2 separate regions of the Homo sapiens genome follow, and region 1 is linked to region 2. Evidence: chromatin loops called from intact Hi-C (ENCODE). Cell type or tissue: heart right ventricle. All regions are shown on one strand. Links, peaks and the distances in the headings refer to the core of each region. The heading gives the core; the rest is flanking DNA. Region 1 has its middle 6.2 kb from the start of IUR1. Region 2 overlaps P2RY6 (pyrimidinergic receptor P2Y6).

Region 1 (5,367 bases), core at 276-5,275, 100 kb before region 2:
CAAATATTATCACACTAATTTCACAAAGGAGGAAGTCAAAGCTGGCCCTGCAGTATGAAGACTCAAGCCCAGACTTGCTGGCTCCTGCCTGCATCTCCCTCCACCTGGGTCTCCTGTCTCCCTACCTGCGGAAAGCTCACACTCTGAATCATTGTGCATGGCTCTTACCCCGCCCACCCCATCCTTGCGGCTGCTCACCTCCTGCATCACCTGTGCCCACTCAACAGCACACATGCCCACAAGCTCACATGCACCAAGATGGGCGCACTGGGTGCACGGGTGCACATGCATATTCCAGTCCTTACTGCTGCTTATCAGCTGTGTGACCTTGAGCAAGTCACTTAACCTCTCTGAGCCTCGGTTTTCTCATCTCACAGGGGTTGTTATGAGAATTAAATAAGATACTGAGTGTAACATTTCTAGTACCTTCCCTGGGCATAGTGCTCAATAAAGATTATCTACTTTTTAAACTTTAGCTATTTTTATTTCATCATTATTGTATATGTGCATCTTTGTACACTTTTTACACATGTAACAAGAGACATGCAGTAGACACAGAGGCCCGGGGATTACCACACACACCTACTGCCCATGCAGGAACCCACAATAAACCAGCCAGCCACCTAGTATACTGGGTGCCCATATGCTCATGCCAGGCTCTACTGAAGATGGGAGTTGGGGTTACCTGTGGTAGGGATACCTGTGTATAGGAGAAGACGGGGCCCTGGCCTTGGGGTCCACCCAAGCTGCCCGGGAAATGAGTTTTGTGCTCAAAGTGTGATCTGCGGGCCAATCTGGGACCTTGTTAGAATCTTGAAGAATCTCATACCTGACCCCAGATCTTCTTCTGAATCATGATCTGTTTTGGTTTGTTTTTTTTTTTTTTTTTTTGAAACAGAGTCTTGCTCTGTCGCCCAGGCTGGAGTGAGTGCAGTGGCGCAATCTCAGCTCACTGCAAGTTCTGCCTCCCAGGTTCATGCCATTCTCCTGTCTCCTAGGACAATAGGCACCCACCACCACGCCTGGCTATTTTTTTTTTTTTTTAGTAGAGATGGGGTTTCACCGTGTTAGCCAGGATGGTCTTGATCTCCTGACCTCGTGATCCACCCACATCGGCTTCCCAAAGTGCTGGGATTACAGGTGTGAGCCACTGCGCCCCGCCCCGATTTTGTTTTGTTTTGTTTTTAGAGATGGGGTCTCGCTCTGTCAGCGACAGGCTCCAGTGCAGTAGTACAATCATACTCAATAGCACACTGCAGCCTTGAACTCCCAGGATCAAGCAATGCTTCTGCCTCAGCCTCCCAAGTAGCTGGGACTATAGGCACATGACGCCACATCCAGCTAATTTTTTAAAAAGTTTTTTGTAGAGATGGGGTGGGGTCTTGTTATGTTACCAGGACTGATCTCAAAGTCCTGGCCTCAAGTGATTCTCCCTCCTTGGCATCCCAAAGTGCTCGGATTATAGGCATGAGGTACCACACTCAGCCAGGATCTGCATTTTAAATAAGATTCTCAGAGCACTAAGGCAGAGCAGAGGAAAGTGGGTGGAGCTGCATGCCTGGGCAGGATGAGGCTGACTTTGGGCCTGTCCCAGGTGTCTCCAATCCACACCTCTATCAATCAGGCTAACACACCTCCTGGCTCCTCCTCTGCTCTTGGGAGTTGATGCTAAGGTGTGAGGTTATCCAGTTCAGCCTTGGAAGGACAGGCTGGCCCCCTCAATCCTGTTCTAGGAGAACAAAAATAGTGAAGTCTCTCCTTGGTTCCTCTCAGGGCTCTGAAGGGCTTGGGGCTGGGAGCCACATAGGATCCAAGAAACTAGCAGGGGGTGCCTCCTGCCCATCGATCCCCCTTCTGAACCATGTTCATCCTAGCTTGTGAATCTCCCCTCCCAGCCTCCGGGTAGGTCACTGCCAAAACTCTGGCTGACCTCTTCCATCTTGAGTGGGGTGTGGGCTCAGTCCCTTGGGGCCATGGGAGCCTGAAGCCTGGGCCAGATCCCCCCTCCCTATCCCTGTTGGGGCTAATTTTAGGGCTGCTTTGACAGCTGCCTCAGCTCAGCCTGGGTCAGTTCCCAGCCACTCACTGTTGGGGTCAGTTAGGGTCACCTAGGAGTGGGCCAGGCCAGCCCCACCTTTGGCTGCAAAAGATGAAACTAGAATCTTTGTCCCCTGTCCGCCCTCCCCACTGCCTGGAGAGTCCCACTGAGCTGACCTCCACGTCCCATGCCCTGTATGTGAAACCGCAGAGGAGCCCAGGATTTAGAACAGCCCATGGAGATCAAGACTGAGTATTGGTGCCTCCATGCCTGGAGGATGCAGACAGGTGAGGCCCCTTCTCAGCGGCCCTCTCTGATGCCAACCCAACACATATTTCTGAACTCAGTTACTGTGCAAGGCTGTCAGAGATTAGGAGCAGATGACACCTGGGATACTTTCTGTTTTTTGAGATGAGTCTCGCTTTGTCACCGAGGCTGGAGTGCAATGGCACAATTTCGGTTCACTGCAATCTCCGCCTTCCAGGTTCAAGCAATTCTCCCTGCCTCAGCCTCCCAAGTAGCTGGGATTACAGGCACCCACCATCACAACTGGCTAATTTTGTATTTTTATTAATTTTGTAATTTTGTATTTTTGGTAGAGATGGGTTTTCGCCATGTTGGCCAGGCTGGTCTGACCTCAGGTGATCTGCCCGCCTCAGCCTCCCAAAGTGCTGGGATTACAGGTGTGAGCCACCGTGCCCAGCCACACCTGGGATACTTTCTAGAGGGAGGATTTTAGCTTCTGAGAACAAAGGGATGGAGTCCTTCCTCTGTCACCAACGCTCTGGTCCTTGGTTTCCTCCCCTCGGAAAGGGTGTGGTGATACCTGCTCACAGACTAGCTGGGGGTACAGAGGAGGAGAAAAGGGCCGGAAAGCGTGCTGGGAACTCTGGAGTCTGCAGTGCCCACAGGGCCGCCACTCGGCTGGGGCCTAGGTTCTCTCCCATGAGAACCTAGAGGTTGAGCAGCTACCACAGTCTTCGCCCCAGCCTGCCCCCAGCCAGTAATGTTGCAGAAGAAAAGAGGAACAGATCTTGAAGCTGACGTGGGCGAAAGGGAAGGGAAATGCAAGCAGGGGCCACGGAGGGAAGCTATGGGTCTCCTTCCCCCACCTGCAGCCTTTGCTGCCTCTGTTACTACCTTCTGTCTTTCCAAATCCTCCCCTCATCTCCAGCTCCTGCTTCCTCCCTGACCCTAGGGGGCTAAATAAGATGGGACACTGAGCACCCTGTGGGGAGGTGAGCTGTCTGGTGGGCTTTGTTTAATTTTCCAGAGCCCCCTCTCTACATATAACCAAGGAACTTTCTAAAGACAGGGCTGGGCTTCAGTCCTCCAGGGGCAGCCCTGTGAACTGGGCTCAGAAAACCTCAGATTTGAACCCTCAACCCCATATCTGTCTGTGTTACCCTGAGCCAGGTGGGCCTCCCTCTGAATCCAGGTGCCTCATCCTCACACTGGCCCCATGAGGCCTTTGCAAGCTTCTGCCTGGTTCCTGGTTCTCATGGTGCCCCGGCCTTGTGTGTGAATGAGTGTGTGTGTGCACACTGGACTTTGCTGCACATGGTAGCCCACAATCAATATTGAATAGCCCACCTCAAATCCTTTTTGAAAGGCTGAGTACCTGAATAAATAGATAAATGTTGACTGAGTCTAAAAACACACATGCAGCCTGAGAAAAGCCTTGTTTATCCAGCCTCCCTAAATAAGGAGTCAATTCCCAGAGCGGACTCTCCAGATGATTCAGGATGGAGGAACCTAAAGATGTGGAAGAATAGAGGCCTCCTAGGTGGAGGGAACATCGTGAGCCACAGCTGAGAGCTGGAGGATACTTGGCTGCAAGTCGAACAGCCACATGAGATGAGCTGATAAGGCTGGCAGGGTCCAGAGCCTGGAGGGCCTCGAATGCCAGGCCAAGGAGCCAGACCTTATCCAGAGGGCAGTGGGAACCATGGAAGGGTTTTGAGCAGGGGAGTGACAAGGCTGGGTGTGTGGCCAGCAGGGTCCCTCTCTGGTTGCTGCATGAAGCATGGACTGAAGGCAGACAGCAGTGTCAAAGGGCCCTCTGCTTTTGAGGTTCAGGAGGAAAAGATGAAGGATGAAGTTGGGCAGTTCAGCGGAAGGTGAGAGGTGGACAGTCCCCAGGATAGCACAGAGGGGTGGCCAGGATTTAGTTAAGGATGGGAGGAGGGCAGGCAGAAAATGAGAGGAGGCTTGGTGGCTTCTGGGTTCCTGGCCCAGGTGACCGGCTGGTTGGTGATGCTCTTGCTGAGGTTGTGACAGGAAGAGCAGGTCTGGGGAAAGATAAAGAGTTCATCAGCTTTGGACATGTCAGGGGAGCAGGCGTCCCAAAGGAGGATTGATTAGAGGGCTGGAGCCAGGTAAATGTGGACAGATTTTCCCTGAATGACATTTTACTGGATGACTTTAAAGTATCCCAAGTATCCTGGGGACAGTCTTTGGCACCAACTGCCTATGGTCCCCAAGACAGATAGGACCAGGACTTGGGTCCCAGAGAAGGGTCAGCAAAGGGTCTGACTAGGGTGAAGGGGAGGGTCTAAGATCCTTGGCTCAGGAGTACCCCCAGGGTAATGCAGGAGTGGCTGGCACAGAGGTTTAGAGGTAGATAAGGGGTAGGAAAAAGCCATGGGTGGGCTGAGCTGGCAAGCCTCAGAGACCAGTCAGCCCAGAACCATCATTGTACAGACAGACAGAGCCAGGCCCGGCAAGGCCTAGGGATCTGGCAGGTCACAAGTCAAGGCAGACAGGTCATCAGCTTCTGGCTCAGTGCTGTACCCTCAGCCCGACTGGCTGGGAGGGGTCAGCTCCGTGTGGGCCTGGGATTGAGCTCCTGGGCCACGTCTAGGTGCTGTGGGCTTGTGTGGTTCGGGTGGAAGCACTGGGGCAGGCAGATGAGAGCCCCACCCTGAGCAGCACCCTAAACCCACTGTCTGTCAGTCTGCCCCAACCCTGTGCTTTTACTTTCTCAGTCCCAGGACCCAGGCTGGGCTGTAATCAGAGGAGGGAACTGGAACCTGGACCGGGGGAACACAAAGCTCTGCACACAGCCAGTCTCCTGGCAGATGCTGAGATGCTCATGGGTGGGTGGGGGACTGTGGCATCAGGGGCCATGTTCCACACAAGGTGAAATGCAGTAAGGGCAATTTCCACAAAGCTTGTTGAGCCAGGTACTGTTTTATGATCTTGAAACAGTGAACAGGATTTATGTTCTAACTAGACATTGACAATAAGCAAACTAATACATAACATAACAATGGAAAGATGAGAGGAAGAAACAGAGCCCAGAGGGATGGGCACCTTCAGTGGGGAGC
Region 2 (5,367 bases), core at 275-5,274:
CCTCAGTTTTCTCGTAGGGAAATGTCACCTGTCTTCCTGGGCACAAGGTGCAGATCTACAGGCAGGACTCCTAGTTTCAAGTGACAGAATCCTAGGTTAAATGGATTGAGGCAAAAAGGGAGTTTATCAGCTCATGACACCAAAGGTAAAACCTCAGGCACAGCTGAAACCAGGCACTCAATGCTGTTCTCAGGAAACGATGCATCCCCATCTCTCATCTCTGCCATTCCTTGGCTTTCTATGTGGATAGTCTCCTCCCTGGTGGCAGTATCTCCGTCGCCCAGGACAATGCCTGGAACTTAGTTCACTTGGCTCCAGCAGCTCCTGCCTCACTTTCTACTAACTTTGCAAATATTGTGGAAGACCTGTCTCCTTCCTGATGCCCCAGTAAAAGCGCCAGAATTGACTCTGAGGCATGCAGTGAAGGTCACTCCTCCACCCTGAGCCAGTTACAGGCCTGAGGGGCCCACTCTTCTCTCATTGGTAGGCTTAGATCACAGACCCATCACTCCCAGATCCCCAAGACTCTAGAGGGGAGAAGGGGGATCCCCCAAAGGAAAATCAGAGGGCAGCGTCGTCATCATAAGAGGGGGTCTGGGAACTGGGTGGGAAGAAGCTACAGAGGGGCTGAACAATGACTGCCAGGCTAGCCAGGTGGCTGGACCTGGGCCATCTCTCCCCCCACGGACTGGAGCCTGGTTATCTGGGAGGATGGGCGGATCCTGAAGGCACTAACTGTGGCCATCAGCCAACTGCACTACTTGCAGCTAAGCAGCAGGTTCCTTCTCAAAGGGAGAACCAAGTGGCCTCTCCCACAAGGAGACAAACAAATGGGACAGCCTGGTTGTCCAGGCAAGGCACAGAGAGCTTCTCCCACTAGCTCCAGGGGAGAGTTTTTTAGGAGGCCCTGGGGATCTCCTGGAGCACTGGGTGGGAGGTGCAGTGGCCCTATAGGCGTGGACTTATACAGGCTGGGCACCACAGGCCGTCCCTCTGCTCACCGGGGGCTGCCCTGTCACAGCTGCTCCCTGGGCCTCTGTGCTATCCACACAGTTCCTCAGTCTCAGGGCTGCCCTTGACCTCTCAGCCCTGTGCCCACCGGGGCCGCGTGGTCTCTAACCCTCTTCATTCACATTCCCAAGAAAGAACCTCTTGCTAACTTTGCTATGCCTCAGTCACCTCATCTGTAAAGTGGAAACAGTAGTTGTGAAGAGTGAATGAGACACGGCACATCAAGCATTTTGCACAATGCTTGGTGCATCGTTAGTGCTCAATGAATACATGTGTCCAGGTTGTGGTGGGACTTGTGGGTGCACTCTTCGGCAACTGGGGCCCCTCATACATAGTGGGGTCTTGGGAGATGCAAGTTCCATCTTTGCTAAGCTTGAAGAGGCTGGAGAGAAACCAAAGGAAGCAGCCCCAACCCTCAAATTCCCCAAAGCTGCAGCTTCCTCTTCCTTTCACTGAAAATGGCTGTTTCAGTTTTAGCTTTAATTCCTGTTGAGTGGGAGGTTGAGAAGGGGAAGTGGGAAAGGAGTAGAAAAATCAGGGTCCCTGCCTTCCACGTTCCCTTCTGCCAGGTTTGTCCTTCTGTAGCCAGCCAGATGCCACAGGTAGGACCAGAACTCCTCCAGGTGAGAGGACTCTGCTTCCGGCCCTCTGTCTTCTGGGTGCCAGGGAGGCACTGGCTTTAGGAATCTGGCCTCAAGCTGGCCTCAGGTGGGCTCCAGGGGCAACCCTGCTTCAGGCTAGAGGCTGCCCAGAGTCAGGATTGGGTTGATGACTGGGGCACAGAGGGTATAGTGACCCTGTATAGTAGGTAGGTACCATAAGTAGCCCTGTTTACCCAGGCTCAGAGAGGGTAGGTGGCTCTCCCTAGGTCACACAGCAAGTTGGTGGTCGATCCCAGCCTGTCTGACTCCTCAGGGGAAGGAAGCGAACTCTTGACCCCTGACATCCTGTGCCCTTTCTGCTAACTCACCGGCCAGGGGCCAAGCAAGGGGGTTTCCAGGCCTTTATTTCCCAGCAGGCAGGCAGGCCAAGGTTAGGAAGCCTCTTCCACATCCAGCCTGGTCTGAGCTGGTTCCTGCCTCAGCTGGCTGGCAGACAGTGACTCAGGCTTCCAGCTCCTGCCTTTGGCCAACAGGTCCCCTCATCCATGCTAGATATGAAGGCCTCAGGGGATTGGGGAGGCTGTGGGGTCATGTAAAGTTTATCCTGAGACCATAGGATCTACGCAGCCTGAAGGGCTAGGCCCCTTGTCATTTCTTCCTATGTCCATACTGAGTCGCTCCTGCTCTAGAACTGACCCCATGGTTGTCGCCTGAACTGAAAAAAGGAAACTGGAAGAGGCTGTCTCTGCTGTGAGGGGAGGGGCTGCCGTGTTTTGCCAAAGGTGTACCCGGGTGGAGATGGGCGGTGGATGCTTGAGGCCAGGGCCTCTATGTCAGACAGACAGGGCGTGGTGCTGACCCTGTCGTCCCTGCCACGTCCCCAGTGGCTCCTGTGACCACATCGACCAGGGTGAGGACCTGAGAACGAGAGCTTCAGCTCATCTGGGGAGGGTGAGTGGAAGGAAGGTTGGAGAGTGGGTCAAGAGGAACTGAGACTGGAAACCCAGTCCGGAGGCTGCTCAGTGCCAGCCCCGAGGGGAGGCCCCCCACTGTGGGCAGACCAGCCTTGCCCTCACCCCTCCCTGGCTGTGTGACGGAACGGGGCTGGCTGTCCTCTGGCGCCATCTCATGGCTACAGGGTCTCAATGCAGGGAAGACCTAACTCCCCTGGGAATCCCCTGATCTGAGCATCCAAGCTCCGATTTTGGGGGGAACAATGGAGAAGGGGGCCTTAGGGTCAAGAAGAACATGTTGAAATGCCACCTGGCTGGGATAGCTTGGAAAACTCACTGGCCCTTCCTGAGCCTTAGTTTCTTCGTCTATAAAGGGGAGGGAATAATCCACCCCCCACCAAATTGCCCAGAACTGCAGATAAAACATCTGGCACAGAATAGGCATTTAAGAAACAATACTGGCCAGGCACGGTGGCTCACGCCTGTAATCCCAGCACTTCGCGAGGCCGAGGCAGGTGGATCACCTGAGGTCGGGAGTTAGAGACCAGCCTAACCAACATGGAGAAGCCCCATCTGTACTAAAAGTACAAAATTAGTCTGGTGTGGTGGCACATGCCTGTACATCCCAGTTACTTGGGAGGCTGAGGCAGGAGAATCGCTTGAACCTGGGAGGCGGAAGTTGCAGTGAGCCGAGATCGTGCCATTGTACTCCAGCCTGGGCAACAAGAGTGAAACTCCGTCAAAAAAAGAAAGAAAGAAAGAGAGAGTCAGAGAGAGAGAGGGGGAAAGAAAAGAAAGGAAGGAAAGAAAGAAAGAAAGAAAGAAAAGAAAGAAAGAAAGAAAGAAAGAAAGAAAGAAAGAAAGAAAGAAAGAAAGAAAGAAAGAAGGAAAGAAAGAGAAAGAAAGAAGGGAAGGAGGGAGACTGGCTGGGCACAGTGGTGCATGCCTGTAATCCCAACACTTTGGGAGGCCAAAGAGGGAGGATCTCTGCCAGAAGAAGGCTCTGCCTTGGAGGTTCATGATGGGCCAGCCCCTCTCAGGCCTCCCATCTGAGGCCCCCTCTTTGCAGAGCTCATCCATTGCTCTGGCTTCTGTATTTATTTATTTCTCACAGAGGTTAAGCTCATTCCCCACTTCTGTGCCTTTGCCCACACTGGGCCTCCTGTCTGCGATGCCCTCTTCAGCCTTGTTATGTGTCCAGGTCCCTCTGGCCCTTCAGTGCCCAGCAATGGACATGCTTTCTCCATGAGCTTTGCAGGTTACTCCCTCCCAGGTGCACCCATGACCCCTCAGACCTGAGTGTTCCCTCCCGGGCCCTGCCCCCTCCTCTAGGCCTAGCCAGGTCCATGGGCAAAGCTAAGGCCCGGTGAGAGCAAGGCAGTTCCTTGGCTCCGATTCAGTCATCCTTAGATTCTTTGAAGTCCCAAGCCCTAGGATGCTGTGGTTCCAAGGTCCTGAGGGCCCTCAAACCTAGACTCTGTTAGGAAGGCAAAGAACTAAAAGGCCGGTGGGTAATGGGTACTCAGTGGTTGTTGAGGTGCCAGGCCAGGCCTCTTGTATGTCCTTGAACCCCTGAGAAGAGGGTGAGGAAGGGGCAGCTGGCCTTAGTTTCTTTCTCCATCTGTCAAGTGGGACCCCATGAGCCTTTCCTTCCCCTCTGAGGTTAGTCCAAGTGCTCTTATCTGAGCAGAGCGGTGGGATTAGGGGTCTCCAGATCTGCACGTCTGGGTGGATAAGGCATGATAGGGACAGCTTTGTGTTTCCCATCCATCCAGGTTGCAGGGACTGAGACCACTTAGGCTTCTTACCCAAGCCTTGCCCTGCCCTGCCTTGGGGCCAACACCTCCCAGGAGTCCTCAGAGCTGTTCCCATTCCTGGGACAGTGACCCGCCCTGCTGGGAGTGGGTACGGGAGGTTGTCCCAGGGACCCAGCAAAGGACTGGCTGCTGAGCTGAAGGCCACCTTGCTCTCCTGGGCCACAGCACAGGTCAAATCCAACCAGGAGGTCCACACTCAGCTGGCAGAAGTGACCTCTTAGCACAGGCCTGAGCAAGCACTAGGTGCTCAACCTGTGCACAACTGACCAAGTGTTTACCAGAAGTTCAAACCTGATTTTTCTCAGTGTGATCCAAACTTTGGGTTCCCACTCTGTTCCTCAATCCCCTTGCCTGTAAAAATGGCTTTGGGGTGAGATCGATGCCTTTAAAGGCACCTTCAGCTCTGATGCTCTAGGCTCTAGGAGTCTCCTCTGCACCTCCCAGGGTAGAAGATGAGCCACCCTGAGTGGCACTTCATCCTCCCAGCACACTGGTGATCAGTATGACCATATTCTACCGAGGAGGCTCAGAGAAGGGAAGGGGCTTATCTAGTCAGTGATTGGGGGCAAAGGTGGAGTAAGAACCTGGGCCTCAAACTCCCAGGGCAGCATTCTTTCCCCACACCATCCTCCCATGCCACCTGCCTTGCTGCCTCAGCTGCTCCAAATCAAAGCCCACCTCCTCCAGGTCGCCCTCTTGGAATGCTGCTTCCCCCTCTGGAGCTGGCCTCCCTGGGACAGTGAGGAGCCACATCCCCTGCTCTGGTCTCCTAACAGCTCTGAGGCCAGTTTGGTGGTGAGGAGGGGCTGGGGTGGATGAGGCAGCTGGGTCCTCAGGGGCATCACATCTATCTCCACAGCCCACGTCCATCACTCCTCATGCGCTCTGCGCCTGCCGTGTGGAAGGGGCAGTCGCTGTGAAATGGGGGAATGTGGGAGGATCTGGTGACACATAGTAGGTACTCGATAAGTGTGTGTGGAGAAA

The links. A loop is a pair of places that touch in the nucleus more often than their neighbours do. Peaks named below come from ENCODE experiments on the same cell type or tissue, not always from the same donor. Only the 100,000 strongest peaks of a DNase experiment are listed, where the experiment ranks them.
Region 1: a loop joins it to region 2, with 12 times the contacts of the local background. A loop is called at or near these places in 72 of 110 quality-filtered maps.

Annotation. Positions count from the first base shown.
Region 1 is chr11:73,186,456-73,191,822 of GRCh38, forward strand. No RefSeq gene overlaps it. Among named protein-coding and RNA genes, the nearest start is that of IUR1, 6.2 kb to the left of the region's middle. In heart right ventricle, for the core only: no CTCF peak of the experiment used is centred there; a DNase peak (open chromatin) is centred at 3,052; H3K27ac peaks cover 1,206 bases.
Region 2 is chr11:73,286,914-73,292,280 of GRCh38, forward strand. The region is part of intron 1 of P2RY6 (pyrimidinergic receptor P2Y6); the gene reads left to right. Among named protein-coding and RNA genes, the nearest start is that of P2RY6, 17 kb to the left of the region's middle. RefSeq lists enhancers at 1,804-1,853, 2,405-2,971. In heart right ventricle, for the core only: CTCF peaks have their summits at 2,738 (motif pointing left) and 2,945; DNase peaks (open chromatin) are centred at 2,071, 2,220 and 2,558; H3K4me3 peaks cover 800 bases; H3K27ac peaks cover 2,903 bases.